2 separate regions of the Homo sapiens genome follow, and region 2 is linked to region 1. Evidence: read pairs that join two places in POLR2A ChIA-PET (ENCODE). Cell type or tissue: B cell. All regions are shown on one strand. Each heading gives the region's core, and the rest is flanking DNA. Links, peaks and the distances in the headings are about the cores only.

The links. Peaks named below come from ENCODE experiments on the same cell type or tissue, not always from the same donor. Only the 100,000 strongest peaks of a DNase experiment are listed, where the experiment ranks them.
Region 2: POLR2A ChIA-PET joins it to region 1 with 12 read pairs; 7 of 35 experiments call an interaction of 5 or more read pairs at or near these places.

What each region holds. Positions count from the first base shown.
Region 1 is chr20:37,330,856-37,340,789 of GRCh38, forward strand. It overlaps LOC105372606 (a long non-coding RNA gene), which reads right to left. Exons shown (of 2, transcript XR_936699.2): 2 at 6,585-7,078. Among named protein-coding and RNA genes, the nearest start is that of SRC, 10 kb to the right of the region's middle. RefSeq lists enhancers at 5,465-5,964, 9,281-9,813. In B cell, for the core only: no CTCF peak of the experiment used is centred there; DNase peaks (open chromatin) are centred at 3,106, 5,043, 5,896 and 6,793; H3K4me3 peaks cover 454 bases; H3K27ac peaks cover 1,928 bases.
Region 2 is chr20:37,243,856-37,253,789 of GRCh38, forward strand. GHRH (growth hormone releasing hormone) reads right to left here. Exons shown (of 5, transcript NM_021081.6): 5 at 7,231-7,376. The coding sequence ends at 7,358. Among named protein-coding and RNA genes, the nearest start is that of GHRH, 13 kb to the right of the region's middle. In B cell, for the core only: no CTCF peak of the experiment used is centred there; no DNase peak of the experiment used is centred there.

The sequences.
Region 1 (9,934 bases), core at 941-8,940:
CATCTCCCACTAATCTTCCTCCACCCATTCTCCATCCAGATCCAATATAACCAGTTCCCACCTTGAGGGCCTTTCCCTGAATGTTCTTTTCCTCAAATCATTTTCTTTTAATTTTTTATTTTATTTGAGATGGGATCTCGCTTTATCACCCAGGTTGGAGTGCAGTGGCACGATCATAGCTCACTGCAGCCTCAACCTCCTGGGCTCAAGCGGTCCTCCTGCCTCAGCCTCCCAAAGAGCTGGAATGACACCATGCCTAGCTCTCCCGAATCTTTGTATGGTCATTCTTTTTCATCCTTCGAGGTTTAGCTGCCCAACTCTAGTCCCAGCTGCTTGGGAGGCTGAGGCGGGAAGATCACTTGAGCCCAGGAGTTTGAGGTTGCAGTGAGCCAGGACTGTACCACTGCACTCCAGCCTGGGCAACAGAGCAAGACCCTCTAAAAAGCAATAAGAACAATAAAAACCAAGCTTTAGCTACTTTCCTCTGGGAAGCCTTTCTGACCTGCTGTCCTCAGAACTCCTCACATCCTTCTCACCCTGTCCCTCACTGACTCCTGTCCTAGCAGGTAGCACATTCTGCATTTCTGCATCACTTGGTTCAATTTTTTTACCGACCACCTCTCACACCAACCTGTGAAATCCACAAAGGCAGGGGCCGTGTGCATTTTATTAACCAACGAGCCCCCATCAGTCACTCAACAAATGCTTTACCCACTCCCAAGGCCTCAATCAGATCTCCAGACCTGGGCTCTGTGGCCTTGGGGAAGTTACTCACCCTCTCTGGGCCTGTCTGGCAGGTAGAGGGGCCTGGCTGGTGATGGATGCCTCCTCTTATCCCTGGCCCACGTTGTGGCAGGGAGGGGAGGCTGCCCAGGCTGGCCCTTCACGTGCTGGGTACTTCTGAGGGCAAGCTTCCACAGACAGAGCTCCCCGAGTGTTTGCTGAGTTGAACAGAAGGACCTGGAAACCTCGATGCCAACACCTCCAGGAATGAGAAGGCTGCAGGGGAGCCAGCTCAAAGCTCAGGGAGCTAATTGCACCATTAGATGATTAAAGATGTTTAATGACAGGGATGCAGCTGTGGTGGGAAGTTAAGCATGGACCACAAGCGGCCCGAGGCTTGGTTCAAATTTGGGGTGTGGGAAGGAGCCTCCCCCAGATCCAACCATCTGGATAGGAGAGGTCACAGCCACAGCCTGTGGCCCCAGGCGGCTGAGGCCTGAGCCAGCACTGGGGCTGGGCTCCTTCCGGGCTGCCTGGGGATCCCTGCCTCCGGAGTCCTCCCTGAGCTGGCGGGGCCCTGAGAGAAGGTGAGGCCAGACTCAGGGTGTGACGGGGGGCAGGGTGGCTGGCTCAGTTCCTGCTCTGGAAGCCAGAGCTAATGTGCTAGCCTCAGACAGGGGCTGAGATGGGCCTGGCATGGCGCCAGCCGATCTGGGGAATCCAGGCCTGAGATTCCTGTCCCAACAAGTGTTGGGGCCTGTTGAGCGTCAAGCGCTGGTCTGAGCAATGCCGGAACATGATGATGACCCAGCCCACCCTCTCCCTGCTGGAGAAACATCCACTGGGAGGAGTGCAGATGGGATCTACGAAGCTTTGACCTGGGCTTGGGGGTCAGGGGAGGGACCAAAGAATGGAACAGGAGTTAGCAGGGGATTAGAGACAGGAAGGACATCCCAGCAGAGGGCAAGCAGGAGCAGGGCCCACTGGGGAGACAGCGGCAGGGAAGAGGGGTGGTGGAGGTTCAGCCGTTCAGCCTTGCAGGCAGATGAGGTAGGACTGGAGAGGCTGGCGGGGCCCTGGTGGCCTCTTAAGTGTGAGCTTTGGCCTAAGGCCCCTGGAGAGCCACTGAAGGATCAGAGCTGTGATTTGGAAAGAAGAACACAAGGACTGTTTTTTAACATTATTTTATTTTTTTGAGTTGGAGTCTTGCTCTGTCACCCAGGCTGGAGTGCAGTGGCACGATCTCGGCTCACTGCAGCCTCCGCCTCCTGGGTTCAAGCGATTCTCCTGCCTCAGCCTCCTGAGTAGCTGGGATTACAGGTGCACACCACCACGCCTGGCTCATTTTCTTGTATTTTTGGTAGAGACGGGGTTTCGCCATGTTGGCCATGCTGGTCTCGAACTCCTGACCTCAAGTGATTGACCCACCTCAGCCTCCCACAGTGCTGGGATTACAGGCTTGACCACTGAGCTTGGCCACAAGGACTGTTATAGGATGAATTAGGGAGGGGCACAGCTGGGATCTGGATGAGCCAGGCCCCACCTGAGTACCAGGGAGGGGATGAAAGGAGGGGATAGTTGGAGTGGAGGAGGGAGGCCAGGGATGCCAGGTTTCTGGTGGAAGTTCTTTTTTGTTTTTTTTTTAGATAGGGTCTCCCTCTGTTGTCCAGGCTGGAGTGCAGTAGTCATGGCTCACTGCAGCCTCAACCTCGCTTGCTCAAACAACCCTCCCACCTCGGCCTCCCAGGGTGCTGGGATTACAGGTGTGAGCCACCTCACCCGTTCTCTGGCTGAAGTTCTTGAAAGGGTGGGATCCCAGAGGAGGGCCAGTTTCAGGGAACAGAAGATATGTTCTGCCTGGGATGAGTGGAGTCTCTGGGATACTGTGTCGGGGTAGGAGGACGTTCTATGGAAAGGTCTGGATGATGACTGGACAGATGGGTCCAGAGTTCTGGAGGGAGGCCAGGGCTGGGGAGGGAGATCTGGCATGCAGCTGGGTAGGTAGTCCCTTCTCGATCCTACAGCGGTGACCTCCAGAGCGCTCCATGTATTGGCTTTTCTCCTTCCCTGCCTTTCCCTTCCTGCTTCTTTGCTCCAGCTTCCTGGGGTCACTTCTCAAAAGAGTAGTCTCGGGCTCTGCTTCAGGAGAACCTGAACTAAGATAGAGTGAAGCTGAAGCCACCAGACAGTGGGCTGGCTCCTCTTGGGCTAACACTGGCTGTGTCCTCAGCCCAGGCCCAGTGCAAAGGAGCCTCCCTTCCTCATTACCCGCTTCTGCCCTACCCCGGGAACGTGTGTGGACGTAGAAAGGGTGAGTCAAGGCCAAGGGGAAGGGGAAGGGGAAGGGGACATCCCAGAACGTCACGAAGAAGAACTGGGCACTTCCTCCTGGGGGTAGCACTCTTTCTCATCAATGGTGCCACGACAGGTGCAAAATGCACAACGGATGTCACAGAGCATCCCCAGCAGGTGCCCCCAGAGGGACCAGCCCAGAGCGGGTGCGGAAAGGCCAAGTGCATGACCAGCCGCCTTGAGGACTTTGGCCCCCAGGAACCTTGGGCTGTGGACTAGGCCTTGTACTTGGGCTTCCCGACTAGTTGGGAAGCAAAGATCCGTGTGCTTAGAGGGCGCTAGATGGCACTTTAAAAATAACTCATAGGCCGGGTGCAGTGGCTCACGCCTGTAATCCTAGCACTTTGGGAGGCCAAAGCAGGAGGATCACTTGAGCCCAGGAGTTCAAGACCAGCCTGGGCAACATAGGGAGGCCCTCGTCTTTACAAAAAAAGTTTTTTTTTTTTTTTTTTTTTTTTTTTTATAATTAGCCGGGCATGGTGGTGGTCGCCTGTGGTCCCAGCTACTTGGGAGGCTGAAGTGGCAGGATCACTTGAGCCCAGTTCAAGATCAGTGTGGGCAAGATGGTGAGACCCTATCTCTTAAAAAAAAAAAGAAAAAGAAAAGAAAAGAAAGTAGGAAGGAAGGAAAGAAAGGAAAGAAAGGAGGAAGAAAGGAAGAAAAGAAAGAAAGAGAAGGAAAGAAAGAAAGAAAGAGAAAGGAAAGAAAGAAAGAAAGAGAGAGAGAAAGAAAGAAAGGAAGGCAAGCCAGGTGTCATGGCGCTCATCTCTAGTCCCAGCTACTCTGGAGGCTGAGGTGGGAGGATTCCTCGAGCCCAGGAGTTTGAGGCTGCAGTGAGTTGTGATGATGCCACTGCACTCCAGCCTGGGTGACAGAATGAGACCTCCTGTGTCTAAAAAACACATAAATACATAAAACTAACTTAAGCTATTTTCTATTGCCTGAGCAACATTAGCTCACTGTAGAAAACTTAAAAAATGCCCAGGCGCAGTGGCTCACACCTGTAATCCCAGCACTTTGGGAGGCCGAGGCGGGTGGATCACCTGAGGTCAGGAGTTCGAGACCAACCTGACCAACATGGCAAAACCCCATCTCTATTAAAAATACAAAAATTAGCCAGGTGTGGTGGCGCATGTCTGTAATCCCAGCTAGCTGGGAGGCTGAGGCAGGAGAATGGCTTGAACCTGGGAGGCAGAGGTTGCAGTGAGCCGAGATAGCGCCACTGCATTCCAGCCTGGGTGACAAAAGCAAAACTGTCTCAAAAAAAAAAAAAAAAAAAGAGAGAGAGAAGAAAACGTAAAAAATAAAGACAAGCATAAAAGAAAAAATTATTAAGCTCATCGGTGATCCCCCACCCCCAGGGCAACTGCTAGTATCATGGAAGTGTTTATTCCATTTTTCCTGTGCCCACTTTTTTAAAAGACAGAAATAGTTACATCATTAATGCTATAATATTTTAATTTACTAATATGACATGAACTCTTTCCATGTCAAAACATATGAATCTTTAGCTGGGCGTGGTGGTGTGCGCCTGTAGTCCCCGCTATTCAGAGGCTGAGGTGGGAGGATCTCTTGAGCCCCGGAGGTTGAGGCTGCAGCGAGTCGTGATTGTGCCATTGCACTCCAGCCTAGGCAACAGAACAAGACCTTTTCTCAAAAGAACTAAAAAAGAAAATAAAAGTTATGTGGATCTACATTATTAATTTTAAGGCCGTCATAATTATCTACTTTATTAATGGACTTGTCCGGCTGCACCAGAAATGATAATAATATGCATTCACTGGGTATCTAGCATGTGTGTCATTACACAGCCATATGAGGTGTGTACAAGTATCCCCGTTTTACCAATGAGAGAAGTGAGAGTCGGGGGTTAATGACCTCCAAGGCCACACAGCTACCGAGGCAGGATTCAAACCCAGGTCTGCTCTTAACCGTGATGTTCAGCCACCCGGCAGGTCCCTCCCACTGACCCCTATATTTGTTTCTGCAAAAAAATTCTGATGAGTCAGAGCCCCGTGTGTGCATTTTACCAGTTCCACTTGGAGGGAAACTTTATTTGCAGGGCATTACATTGGGGCAGGAAGGGTTGGGGGAGCAGACATCACCATCCCTCCAGCCTGCCCCCTGGACATCGCACTGCTTCCCTTAGCAGCTATGGAAACCACTCCGACCAGAGAGGGGAAGGGACTTGCCCAAGGCCACACTGTTCAGAGGCTGCACAGGACTGCAGTCCTGGCTTCCGATTTCCCACTGGGGTGTGGATGAAGCATGCGGGACACACGAGACATAGGGATTAGAGGCTCCAGGTCCAAAGGGCAGGGACGGTGCCAGTCTTGGTCACTCACTGCTCACTTGTCTGTCCCCAGCTCCAGCACAGGAGCTGACATGCAGGCCTGAATGGATAAAGACGATAAGGAAGGCAAGACTGGGAGGGATCTCTGTGGAAGACTTCCAGGAGGGGCCGGGGTTGGGCCAAAGGGGAGTGGGGCTTGGACCAGCAGAGAGGAGATGGTGGTACTGCGTGGGCAGGTGTGTGGAGGAGGGAGGAAACCTGGCCTGCTGAGGAGAGAAATGGGTCTGGGAGCAGGCCAGCCAGCCAGAGGGGATGAGTCTGGGCGTGGCCAGAGCAGACCAAGGAGGCTCCAGGCTCCGCCTCTGGGGCAGCCCCACTCCCCCACCAGCCCCCCGTCCCCCAGCCCCACCACAGAGCCCTGCCTGGGTAATTCCTGAACAGGAACAGAAGGAGGAAGCTGTACAAGTGACACTCAGCTGGTGAGTGGGAGGCAGGGTTTGGTTTCCTTTCCAGATGAGCCCTGGGTTTGTTCAGCCCTGGTGCGTGCCCCCACCCCTGCCCCTCCCCTGCTGTCTGTGGCCTTGGCTCAGGCACTGGTGAATCTCAGAGGCCAGGCAGGCCAGAAAGGAGCCATCCAGGCCAGGAAATGGGGAGGTCCTGTTGCGTGGGAATCCCCTGGGAGGGTGGCTTGACGTGTCCCCTTCTCTCTCGGACCAGACTGTGAGAACTGAAAGCTGGGACCGCAGCTTTCACATCCTTCCGGTGTGGCAAAGTCCTTTCCATCCTTCAGGACCCAATCTATTTTATTTTTTTACTTTGGAGATGGGATCTTGCTTTGCTGCCCAGGCTGCAGTGTAGTGGCACAATCATGGCTCACTGCAGCCTCAAACTCCTGGGCTCAAGTGATCCTCCTGCCTCAACCTCCTGAGTAGCTGGAGTACAGGCACACCTACCATGCCTGGCTAATTTTTAATCATTTTTGTAGATACGGGGCCTCGCTGTGTTGCCCAGGCTGGTCTCAAACTCCTGGGCTCAAGTGATCCTCCTGCCTCACCCTCCCAAAATGTTGGGATTACAGGCGTGAGCCATTGCACCCAGCAGAGACTCAATCTAAATGTCCCTCGTTTGGTAAACTCTCCGAGAATCCCCTATCAAGGCAAACTGACAAATGCTCCCCACCCCCGAACTCCTGTAGCACTCAGAACACACTTAAAAATAAAAAGAATCACTGTTTATTGGGTGTCCACAATGCACAGGGTCTCACATTTCACCTCCTTGTTGTACCTCTCAGCATCACTGACAGTTGGCACCATCCTTAGTTCCATTTTACTGAGCAGCTCAGTGGGGCACAGGGAGGTTGCAGGGTTGCAGGCAGTGGGGCTGGGTCTCCTGGATACCAAAGTGTGTCGCTCTCTGGCCCTCCTGCTCATAGTGTTTCAGGGTCTGTTTCCTCTTCTGGCTTGGAGCCTTCAAAGGGCAGAGTCTGTGTCCCTGGAGACCTGGCCTTGGGGAGGTGTTGACCCATGGACAAATCTTTGAACCTCCCCACCAGCCTTCACCATGATGAGGACCTAGGCTGGTGCCTTGTATACAGTAGGCTGTTACTGAATTCTTGTGACATTGAGAAAGCTTGATCTTAGTCCAGGCTCTGTCATAAACTTGCAGTTTGAGTTTGGGCAAGTCACTTCTATTCTCTGGTCCTAAGTTTCCCTGGGTTTAGAAGGAAATGTTTACAGACAAGTGTCTTAACTTCCTCCCTGTCCGAAAATTCAGTCCTTTGCTCTAGAACATGGCACATACCCCACACTCAATTTCCCTTATTATTATTGTTATATTAAGTTTTTTTTTTCTCAAGTGGGCTTGCTAGGGAATCCCTGATTATTAATATCCATGATAGTATAGTATGTTACAATTAACGAACCAATATTGATACATTATTATTAACTAAAGTCCATATTTGCTATGGAGTTCCTTAGTTTTTCCCTAATGCCTAATGTCCCCTTTTTTTTTTTTTTTTTTTTTTGAGACAGTGTCTCGATCTGTCACCTAGGCTGGAGTGCAGTGGCATGATCTCGGCTCACTGCAACCTCCACCTCCTGGGTTCCAGCTATTTTCCTGCCTTAGCCTCCTGGGTAGCTGGGATTACAGGCATGCACCGCCAAGCCTGGCTAATTTTTGTATTTTTAGCAGAGATGGGGTTTCACCGTATTGGCCAGGCTGTTCTCGAACTCCTGATTTCAGGTGTTCCACCTGCTTTGGCCTCCCAAAGTGCTGGGATTCCAGGCATGAGCCACTGCGCCTGGCACCTATGTCCTTTTTCTGTCCCAGGATCATGTCTCCTCTTGGCTTTGATAGTTTCTCGGACTTTTCTTTTTTTGATGACCCTGACAGTTTTGAGGAATACTAGTTAGGTGTTCTGTTTTTTGTTTTTCGTGTTTTTTTTTTTTGTTGTTGTTGTTTGTTTGTTTTTTGAGATGGAGTCTTGCTCTGTTGCCAGGCCAGAGTACAGTGGCGTAATCTCAGCTCATTGCAACCTCCACCTCCCGGGTTCAAGCAATTCTCCTGCCTCAGCCTCTCGAGTAGCTGGGACTACAGGCATGTGCCACCACGCCCAGCTAATTTTTGTATTTTTAGTAGAGACGGCGTTTCACCATATTGGCTAGGATGGTCTCGATCGCTTGACCTTGTGATCCGCCCGCCTTGGTCTCCCAAAGTGCTGGGATTACAGGCATGAGCCACCTTGCCTGGCCTTTTATTTTTTATTTTTTGGATAGTGTCTAAGTCTGTCACCCAGGCTTGAGTACCGTGACACAATCATAGCTCACTGCAGCCTCCACCTCCCAGGCTCAAGCGATTCTCCCACCTCAGCCTCCTGAGTAGCTGGGACTACAGGCATGTGCCCCCATGCCCAGCTAATTTTATTAAAAAATTTGTTTTTTGGTAGAGATAGGGTCACACCATGTCACCCAGGTTGGTCTTGAACTCCTGGCCTCAAGTGATCCTCCTGCCTTGGCCTCCCAAAGTGCTGGGATTATAGATGTGAGCCACAGTGCCTGGCCTAGTCTGGTGTTCTGTAGAATGCCCCACTATTAGAATCTGTCTGAGGCTTTTCTCATGGCTAGACTGGGGTTCCGGGTTCTGAGGAGAAAGACCACAGAGGTAAAATGCCATTCTAATCACATCATATCAAGGGCAAATGTTATCAGCAGGCCCGATCACTGCTGATGTTGTCCTGATCACCTGGCTGAGATAGCGTTTGTAAGGTTCCTGCACTGCAAAGGCACCGCCCCCACCCCTCTTTCCACCCTGAACTCTTTAGAAGGGAGCCACCAAGCACAGCCCACATCTAGGGACTGGGGAGTAATGTTCCTCTCCTTGAGGGTGGAGTATAGTGTGAATATTTTTTCTTCTATCTACTTTTCAAAGTACTCCCACAAAACATTGCTACATTGCATCTTCCCAATGCTTAGGAAATGTGGAGGATGGAGGCATTCCATTGAGGTGGAGGCCAGTGCTCAGAGGGGCAGCAGTGGTTCCCTGCCCGGCCCCTGTGGATCTGGCCTTTTGCTCTTGGATGTGAAATATGCGAGCTTTGAGGTTCACAGACCCGGGTAGCACAGAACCGCAGCACCTGAGTTCCAGATTCAGGAAGGCTTAATTTTTTTTTTTTTTTTTTTTTTTGAGAGGGAGTCTTGCTCTGTTGCCCAGGCTGGAGTGCAGTGGTGCAATCTCAGCTCACTGCAACCTCTGCCTCCCGGGTTCAGGAAATTCTCCTGCCTCAGGCTCCCGAGTAGCTGGGATTACAGGCACCTGCCACCACACCCAGCTAGTTTTTGTATTTTTAGTAGAGATGGGGTTTCACTATGTTGGCCAGGCTGGTCTCGATCTCCTGATCTCAGATGATCCACCTGCCTCGGCCTCCCAAAGTGCTGGGATTACAGGCGTGAGCCACCGCACCCAGCCAGGAAGGCTTGAATTTTGTTTGGGTTTGAATTCAAGGTCCCGCCCTTCCTCACCACGTCATGTCACCTCACTGAGCCTCAGTTTCCTCATCTGTATGGTGGGATAACAATAGCTAGCTCCTACCTTGTTGCGTTGTGAAGAATGAACTAGATGCTACATCCAGAGTCCCTGGAAGCGATTCCCTGCTCAGGAAACTCCTTGCACCAGGACTGTGAGCCATGGTGATTATTTTTACAATGATTCTTTCAGCCCTCCTGTCGTGACCGTCTCCTCTCTGTGCGGCAGGTTTCTCACCCCCTGTGGACTGTGGGGTCACAGCTCTAGCTGCAGATTTCCGGCTGCCCTCTGCCCTCCCATCAGGCCAGGCAGATCAAGGGCCCAGCCTCCTTTCATCTTTTCTCACAAACATTCTGGGATGTGGCGGAAGGAGGCCTGGGCTGGGGTGGGATGGTGGCTCTGCCTGCCAGCAACTCTCTGTGTGACCTTGGGAGAATGCTTGTCCTTCTCTGGGCCTCTTCTGCAGCCTGAGGGGAGTGAGGTGTTGAGCGTACTTGGCCGTCATGCGAGCCCAGTGGGGCCAGGCGTCTCCCCCATTTTCACATG
Region 2 (9,934 bases), core at 723-8,722, 87 kb before region 1:
TAAACATTGCCATGTGCCAGGCTGTGTTCTGTGTCCAGAGCTACCACAGGGAGCAAGACAGATCCAGTCCCTTCCCTTGGTCCAGGTACAGCCCACGGGCACCCAGCTGAGGGAGAAAGGAAGCAGTGATCACACATGTGAGAAGGGCCTCAGAGGAAGCAGTTCTTACCTTGATGGCTTGGGAGGTCTCAGCTGAGACCTGAAGAATGAGAAGGCGCCTATGCCAAGCTGAGGAAGAGCACTCCGGCCAGAGAATCAGCCAGCATGGAGGCTCTGGGGCAAGAGCACGGCACATTCTGACTGGAAGCAGGCCAAGCAGCCAGGGTGTCACTGGCAGGAACGGCATCCTCGCTGGGATAGAAGCCAGAACAAACTTGGCTTTTAGGGGCTGTGGTAAAGGGGACTGATTTTTCTCTTAGGACCTTTTTTAAAACAAAACAAACAAAGAGATGGGGTCTTGCTATGTTGCCCAGGCTGACCTTGAACTCAAGGGATCCTCTTGCCTCAGCCTCCTGAGTAGCTGGGACTACAAGCATGCACCATCACGCCTGGCCAGCCTGAGTTTTATTTTGGGGTATAGCAGAGGCAGATGCTGTCTGTCTGACCCTGCCCACTGGGCAAAGCCTTTTTTTTTATTTTTTATTTTTTATTTTATTTGAGACAGGGTCTTGCTCTGTTGCTCAGGCCAGAATGCAGTGGTGCAATCACGACTCACTGCAGCCTCAACCTCCCAGGCTCAGGTGATCCCCCCACCTCAGCCTCTGGAGTAGCTGGGACTACAGGCGCGTGCCACCACACTGGGCTAATTTTTGTATTTTTGGTAGAGATGGGATTTTGCAATGTTGCCCAGGCTGGTCTCATACTCCTGAGCACAAGCAATCTCCCCGACCTCCCAAGGTTCTAGGATTACAGGCAGGAGCCACTGCACCTGGCCTCAAAGCCTCTTAAAGGGACTCGGCTCTCAGTGCTGGAGCAGTGCTGCAGGGGAATAACCTGGTTGCTATAGCCAAGACAGTCTGGGAGTCCAGAGCTGACAGCAGGCCTCTCTCTTATAATTCATGAAATCCACTGGATTCATCACTCAAATGATTCGCTGCAGTAGCGCCTGGGCCTGGCCTTCTCTGAGGAGTACAAGACATGCCAGCTTTAGAGTCAGAGCTGCTTCGAGTTCCCCCATTAGCTGTGTGTCCTTTTGTACCTTTACCTCTCTGGGCCTTGGTTTCCCATCAGTAAAAATGGGGATCATACCTCTGAGGGTTTTATAGGGATTAGAGGAGGCCACAGCCACAACACATACCACAGTGCCTGACACTTAGCATTGAGTCAGTGTTTGCTCCCAATAGCGCAGATATTGTCATCATTATTATTTCCCAGGTGGTGTTAACAGGAGCCCAGTCAACAGTTTGTACCAGGTCTACATTCACCTGTTAGTTCAAGTTACTCGACACCCCAGCTCCCTCATTTCCTCCCCAGCATTTCCTGAGGGGCCTGGAGTCTTAAAGCAACCTTTTCGAGAGAGTGTTGCCTTCCCTCCCCGCCCCATCAGTCCCGTCCTGCCAACCTGGAGCGACTCTAGTTGAATCTGACCTCTAGTTGGATCCAGCTGGGCCAATGTGCCCTGCCCTGCCTTCCTCAGGGGCCTGTTGTAGAGAACAAATGAAGTAATGGATGGGAAGCCTCTTTGTGAACTCTAAGTTAATACAAACAGAAGAGATTATCATTAAAAGCGACAAGTCCCCCGTTGATTAGAGCATTTCTTTAGGGAGAAAAATAGCACTCCGTCTTAAGTAGGACCCTCCCCGGAGTGGGAAGCTCCCAGCTCCTCTGCGGGGCAAGTGGAGTCTCTCCGACGCCATTCGTGCCGTGGTTAATGGTATGGAGCACTGGAGTTGTTGCTATGGTGGTTTTTCCCCTATAATTGCATTCACCTCCAAAACCACAAGTAGCAGCAGGTCCCAGCAGTCGTTATTTTATTTGAAAAACTAATTGGAAGTTGAAAGAGCCCTCGGCTTTTGCTTTTGTCAGGATAGGCCAAGGAAAGAGATGAGCAGGTGGGTCTGGGAGGAAGGAGGGGGTCTTGGGGCAGGCCGGGCGCGCCTCCCATTCACAGCCCCTTCCTTTGTGCCTGCCTCTCTTGGTTGAAGTGGGCCACCTGCCCTCTAAGGCCAGCCTTTTCCTCCGAGGGGGCTTTTGTCTCCCATTGTTCTGATTGTCTCCTCCGTGGAGCCGCCTCAGTGGCCCCCTGCAGACGGTTTCCCAGGCTTCACGTTTTTTTTCTCAGGCGCCCAGGGAGAGCAGGTGGTCTTTACCCTGGAAGGAACTGAGTTGGTTATATAGTTCTGGTGCTGGGAGACCAGAGACCTGGCTGCCAGGCCCTTCGAGCTTGGGTCATTCCTTCCCTGACGACACTGTCTTAGGCTACAAAATGGAGAGGTGGGATTGTTCACTCCATCAATGTTAAGATGCTGTGATTCTTTTCGCACTTTTTTTTTTTTTTTTTTGAGACAGAGTCTTGCTCGGTCACCCAGGCTGGAGTACAGTGGCGTCATCTTGGCTCACTGCAACCTCCACCTCCTGGGTTCACGTTGATTCTCTTGCCTCAGCCTCCCTAGTAGCTGGGATTACAGGCCCATGCCACCACACCCAGCCAATGTTTGTATTTTTAGTAGAGGTGGGGTTTCACCATGTTACCCAGGCTTCTCTCAAACTCCTGACCTCAAATGATCCGCCCGCCTCGGCCTCCCAAAGTGCTGGGATTACAGACTTGAGCCACTGCACCTGGCCCCTCTTTTTGCACTTTTTAAATCAAAACAGACATCCCATCATCTAGACTTTTCACAGTTGTCAGGTTTTTTTTAGGTTTAATTTACGTACAGCAAAATGCACAGATCCTAAGTGAACAACCCAATGATTTTTTATATGTGACAACACTGGTATAACCACCACCCAAATTGAAATATAGAACATTTCAGTCACCCCAGTAAGTTCACAGATTCTGATCAGAGGCACGCAGAGGGCAGGTGATGTGTGGCGATATTTGGCCCAGATAAAATGGCTCATGAATAGCAAGAGTTGGGTAATCACTGATGCGGGAGCCTCGGGTCAGTGGCTCCAGTTCTCTGCTTCCCTTTATAGCAAAATTTCTCAAAAAAATAATCTCTACCAGCGCTGTCCAATAGAAATACAAAGCAAGCTACATAGGTGATTTTACATTTTCTGGAAACCAAGATAAAAAAGTTAAAAAGAAACAAGTGAAATTAATTTTAATATATTTTATTTAACCCATATATCTAAAATATCATTTTAATATGTGATCAGTATAAAAATACTGAGGTATTTTGTATTTTTTCATATTAAATCTGAGTGATTCCTACTTGGACCTTTAATCTGTGGGGTGTTTTGTTTTATTTATTCTTTTTTTGGAGACAGAGTCTCACTCTGTTGCCCAGGCTGGAGTGCAGTGGTACAATAATAGTTCACTGCAGCCTCAAACTCCTGGGCTCAACAATTCTCCCACCTCAGCCTCCCAGGTAGCTGGGACTGCAGGTGTGTGTCACCACGCCTGGCTAATTTTTTTTGAATTTTTATTTGTAGAGGCAGAGTCGAGCTATGTTGCCCAGGCTAGTCTTGAGCTCCTATCCTCAAGTGATCCTCCCTCCTTGGCTTCCCAAGAATGCTGGGATTGCAGGCATGAGCCACCATGCCCCAGCCTAAATCCAGTGTTTATTTTATACTTAAAGTACATCTCAGTTTGTACCAGCTACATTTCAAGTGTTCGTTAGCCACATATGTCTAGGGGCCACCCTATTGCACAGCCAAATCTATACTCACCAGCTCTGATTCCTCTTCTCCCATTTCTCCCACTCAAATCAGACTTTGGCCTTCACTACACCTGATTTCTCTTTGCCAAGGTCATCAGTGGCTTCCATGGTCACTTCCATGGTCAGTTCTAAACTGACTTGTCCCATCAGCAGCATTTAGCAGAGCAGATCACCCCTTTCTTCTAGAAACACTCTTCATTGGCTTCTGGGATTCTTCTTTGAAGGAGTTTTCCTGTTACTTCACTGCCTGCTACTTCTCAGCCTCCTTTGCTGGTTCCTCATCTTTCCTCAAAACTTTTTTTTTTTTTTTTTTTTCAGACAGTCTTGCTCTGTCGCCCAGGCTGGAGTGCAGTGGTGTGATTTTGGCTCACTGCAAGCTCCGCCTCCCAGGTTCAAGTGATTCTCCTGCCTCAGCCTCCTGAGTAGCTGGGATTACAAGCGTGCACCACCATGCCTGGCTAATTTTTGTATTTTTAGTCTAGAGACAGGATTTCGTCATGTTGGCCAGGCTGGTCTTGAACTCCTGGCCTCAAGTGATCCACCTGCCTTGGCCTCCCAAAGTGCTGGGATTACAGGCGTGAGCCACTGCACCCGGCCTTCTTCTAAACTTTAAATGTAGGGTTTCCAGGGGATCAGTCCCTGGACTTTACTCTTCCTATATTCTTCCTTAGTAATCTAACTAGTCTTTTGACTTTAAAGACCGACCGTCTAAATGGTGACAACTACCAGCCAAACCAGCTGTCCAGACCTCTCCCCTGAACTCAGGGGACTCTCTCCTGAACTAGGACCTGTACAGCCATGTGCCTACTCAACTTCCTCACTTGGACCTTTCATAGGCACCTCACACTCAACATTCAAACCTAAACTCTTAATATTCCCCCAACCCCCAAAGCTGCTAAGTGGCAACTCCATCCTCCCATCCTCCATCCTTGGGCCAAAAACTCAGGAGTCATTCTTGACTTCTCTCCAATCCCTACACCCTGTCTATCAGCAAATGGCTTCCGCCCTAAGAATGTATCTAGAGTTTGACCATTTCTCAGAGTGATTTTCAGCATAGGTCACAGCATGTCATTCTTCTGCTTAAACTCCACCATGGCTTTCATCTCACCAAGTTTGGGATCCAAATCCTTACTGTGACCTTGTTAAAGAACATTTATGGGAGGCCGCTGTTTTGAACTGAGCTCTTGCACTAGGCGGGCCCCAACAAACCAGACCCAACCAGAATAGAGTCACCCATGACATACTAAGTGCCATGTCATCAAACAGAACTTTAAAATGGTCCAGTTTTCTGAAATATGAGATTCACAGCAGCCAATCAGAAGGGGTCCAGTTGGGACAGGCACAGTGGCTCACGCCTGTAATCCCAGCACTTTGGGAGGCTGAGGCGGGTGGATCACCTGAGGTCAGGAGTACGAGACCAGGCTGGCCAACATGGTGAAACCCTGTCTCGACTAAAAATACAAAAATTAGCCAGGCGTGGTGGCAGATGTCTGTAATCCCAGCTACTCGGGAGGCTGAGGCAGGAGAATTACTTGAACCCAGGAGGCAGAGGTTGCAGTGAGCTGAGATCATGCCACCACACTCCAGCCTGGGTGACAAAGCAAGACTCTGTCTCAAAAAAAAAAAAAAAAAAAAAAAAAGGAAGGGGTCCAGTCTACTTTAGCTTGCATAATCAGGAAGTCCCCTCTGCTTTAACCCCAGAAGGAAGGTAACTTTGAAATGACCAATCTGCTTTTCGTGCCCTGTTTCTGCTTCTTTAGCCCCTTTTTGCCTGTAAGGCCCACTCCCACTCAGCTTATCAGAGTCCCCCTCAGGATGCTGCCCAGTTCATGAACTGCTAACAAAAGCCAATTCAATCTTTAAAACTCTATTTGGGTTGGGGGTGGTGGCTCACACCTGTAATCCCAGCACTTTGGGAGTCTGAGGCAGGTGGATCACCTGAGGTCAGGAGTTCAAGACCAGCCTGGCCAACCTGGCGTAAACCTGTCTCTACTTAAAAAAATACAAAAATTAGCTGGGTGTGGTGGCACACGCCTGTAATCCCAGCTACTCGGGAGGCTGAGGCAGGAGAATCATTTGAACCCTGGCGGTGGAGGTTGCAGTGAGCCGAGATCGTGCCAGTGCACTCCAGCCTGGGAAACAGAGTGAGACTCCATCTCAAAAAACAAACAAACAAACAAACAAAAAAAACACTAAAGAGTCAATTTGTTCCTTTTTTTTTTTTTAACACCTCCAAGTGTCCCCATGAGCCGGCCTCCTGCTCCTCCAGGACTCTTTTCTTTCCACTGACATCCTTGCTCTGGCCCAGGTAGCCACATTGATCCCCTTGCTAGTCCTTCCACACTGCTGCCTCTAAGCCTTTGTTGAGTTTTCACTCTGCCTGAAATGTTCTTTACTCTGATATTTACAAAGCCAACTCCCTCTCTTCCTCAGGTCTTTACTCAAATGTCACATCATCAGTGAGGCCTTCACATATACACAGTGTAGATCAAATTATACCCCCAGCACTCCCTGGCCCTTTAAAGCTTTATCCTTTGCACTTGCCAACATCTGACATATTCTATATTGACTTGTGTTTATTATTCTCTCCCCCACCACACACGCATTGGAATATAAGCTCTATAAGGTCAGGGACTTTGTTCATGACTATCTCTCCAGTGCCCAGAACAGTACCTGGCACAGAGTGGGTATTCTATAAATGTTTGCTGAATGAAGGCCGGGTGCAGTGGCTCACGCCTGTAATCCTAACACTTTGGGAGGCTGAGGCAGGCAGATCACCTGAGGTCAGGAGTTTGAGACCAGCCTGACCAACATGGAGAAACCCCATCTCTACTAAAAATACAAAATTAGCTGGGCGTGGTGGCACATGCCTGTAATCCCAGCTACTCAGGAGGCGAGGGCAGGAGAAACACTGGAACCTGGGAGGCGGAGGTTGTGGTGAGCCAAGATCATGCCATTGCACTTCAGGCTGGGCAACAAGAGTGAAACTCTGTCTCAAAAAAAAAAAAAAAAGTTTGTTGAATCAATAAGTGGTATTGCTTATAGAAGAGCAAATCACACGTGGGTGAAGGATGACTTTGATCGAAGTTAGTTGAATGTGGTTAAGAGCTGGTTCTGAGTTGGACTTGCCTGGATTTGAATCCCAGCGCTCTCATTTGCACGGTGTGACTGTGGGCAATTTGGTTACACTTTCTGAGCCTCAATTCCTTGTCTGTGAAAGGAGGAGGATACCAGTACCCTCCATCAGCCTGTGTAAGGAGCATATGAGATCCTATGCATGAAGCTGCCTGGTTTGCACTCTGCGTGCTTGGTAAATGTTAGCTTTAAAAAAAATTACACCTCGTAATACCACTTTGGGAAATGTAACTATGTAAAACACATAAAAAATTAGGCTGAAGAGAAAAGAACATTTAAATGCACACCGGTATGGGGGAATTTTATTGTATTTTCAAAGGAAAAAGTGGGTCAGAAATGAGAGGATTAACTGGATCCAGTTGCATTTTGGCTACAGGTAGCCCGGGTCACAGGAGGAATCTTCATCCCTGGGAGTTCCTGCTGCAGAAAGAAAGATCAAGCTCAATCCGGGGAATTGAAGTAAGGGTGGCTAGAGTGGGATGCATGGAACCAGGGTGACGGGTGCTCCCGTGACAGGAGCTGGCCTTTTGGATTCCAAAAGAGGCAGTGTGGGGTGGAGGGAAGGATGCGCAAGCATGCCAGCAAGGCGAGTCCCAGGCTTAGCCCCTGCTCTCTGCTCTGCCAGCCAACTCCCACCGAGACCCTGGGCCAGTCACTTCGCCTTGAAGAAGCTTCCTCTAATCCCCAGACAGGCTCAGCGTTCTCCCAGCCTCACCATCACCACTCCCCAGCATCTCTTCCCATTCATCACAATGAAGTAATTGACTGTACAAGAACGTGTCTAGTTCCTTGCTGCTTCGGTGTGTTATGAATTCCATGAGAGCAGGGGTCGCTGCTGTCCTGTACCCTGCTATGCCTCTGGTCCAGAGTGTGGCATGTCATAGTCACTGGATGGTCTTTACAGGGGTGGGAAGATGGCTAAACCCGAGCCTCAGTTTCCTTACAGGGCTGTTACGTGGACACAATGTATGATGGCTGCAAAAGTGTGCCATCTGTCACATGGCTCTACTCTGCACTCTAAAGCAGGAACTTATTCCTGCTCACCAGTGATATCCTGGTATTTGCAGCAGTTGAGCTGGAGGGGGAACAATGGCTATAGCAGCCTTCGGGGCCCTTCCTGCCAGCTCTGCGGGCTCTGTGATTTCAATCTCCGTGAAGCCTCTGGCTTTTAACTCGCGGGAACAAAGCCTGCATTCTTAGGATTAGCCCTCCATGGAGCCATCCACCCTACTGGGGCCTGATGAGAGCCATAGCAGGTGAACAATTACTTAATCCCAGCCTGCAAGGCACAGAGGAGGCCTTCTTCTTAGAGACATTATTTTTGAACTCTTGTCTTGCGGACCCTAGAGATGGTAAGAGCTAACCCCTCCTTTCACAGAGTCGAAACGAAGAAGTGTGTTGCTGTGCCGCTAGTTGCAGAAACAGGCCTGGGGCCCAGGTGTTCTTCCCGCCTCCCAGACTGGTTGTCGCCTCTCCTGTCATCTGCCGTAGGCCTGGTGCTGCTTGTAGGTGGTGAAATCTCTGGGCTGGTGGTGTCTAATCGGGTTGGGAAGAAGGTGAGAGAGGCCATGGAGCGCTCTGCTGGGAACTGGATTTGCTTAATAGCTTGGACCAGAAGTGCCCAGCAGAGCCACACTGGGACCTGCTTGTGCTCGCAGTTAAATCAGGCTCTAGGCCGGGTGCGGTGGCTCATGCCTGTAATCCCAGCACTTAGGGAGGCCATGGCAGGTGGATCACCTGAGGTCAGGAGTTCGAGACAAGCTTGGCCAGCATGGTGAAACCCCATCTCTACTAAAAGTACAAAAAATTAGCCGGGCGTGGTGGCGGGTGCCTGTAATCCCAGCACTTTGGGAGGCCATGGCAGGTGGATCACCTGAGGTCAGGAGTTCGAGACAAACTTGGCCAGCATGGTGAAACCCCATCTCTACTAAAAGTACAAAAAATTAGCCGGGCGTGGTGGCGGGTGCCTGTAATCCCAGCACTTGGGGAGGCCAAGGAGGGTGGATCACCTGAGGTCAGGAGTTCAAGACCAGCCTGGCCAACATGGTGAAACCCTGTCTCTACTAAAAGTACAAAAATCAGCCAGGCATGGTGGCAGGCGCCTGTAATCCCAGCTACTCGGGAGGCTGAGAATCACTTGAACCCTGGAGGCAGAGGCTGCAGTGAGCCGAGATCACGCCACTGCACTCTAGCCTGGGTGATGAGAGTGAAACTCCATCTCAACAACAACAACAAATCAGGCTCTAAACCCCAGCAGAGTTTCTCCAAACAACCACGACATTTTTGGGAAACTTTGCCCATGAAGTGGGGGCTTTGTGCAAAGAAGTTCCAGGGAGGCAAAACAGGTCTGGGCCTGCCATTCCCTGACTTGGGGCCAGCTGCCGCCCCGTCTTTGCCTCACTTTTCCTCCTCTGTAGACTCCCAGGAGAAACGTGAGGGCCAGTGAGCTGGGGAACGACAGTCATCACGTCTCTCGTCTGCTGATCGTGTGTCTGCGCACACTCATCTACCACAGGGTGTGGGAGGGCTGGTCTGTCTTTGGCTTGATAGTTTTTTGAACTTGGCAAGGGAACCAGAGCATGCCTGTCAGTTCACCTGCAGCCGAATCCTTGGGAACACCTGTTAAAATTCAGATTTCTGGGTCGTATCACGGAACCATTTGGTGAGTAACATTTTTGGGCATGGACACTGAGCCTGGCCTCTGGCTCCGCACTGGGATACAGCCATGGATAAGATGCGGTCTCCATCAGACACTTTCCACCCTTCATGACTAAAGAACTCTCCTAATATTGATTGATTGATTGACTGATTGAGACGGGATCTCACTATATTGGGCAAGCTGGTCTCAAACTCCTGGCCTCCAGTGATCCTTCCCCATCAGCCTCCCAAAGTGCTGGGATTATAGGCATGAGCCACTGCACCTGGGCACTCCCCTAGTTCTTCTTCTTTTTTTATTTTAGACAGAGTCTTGCTCTGTC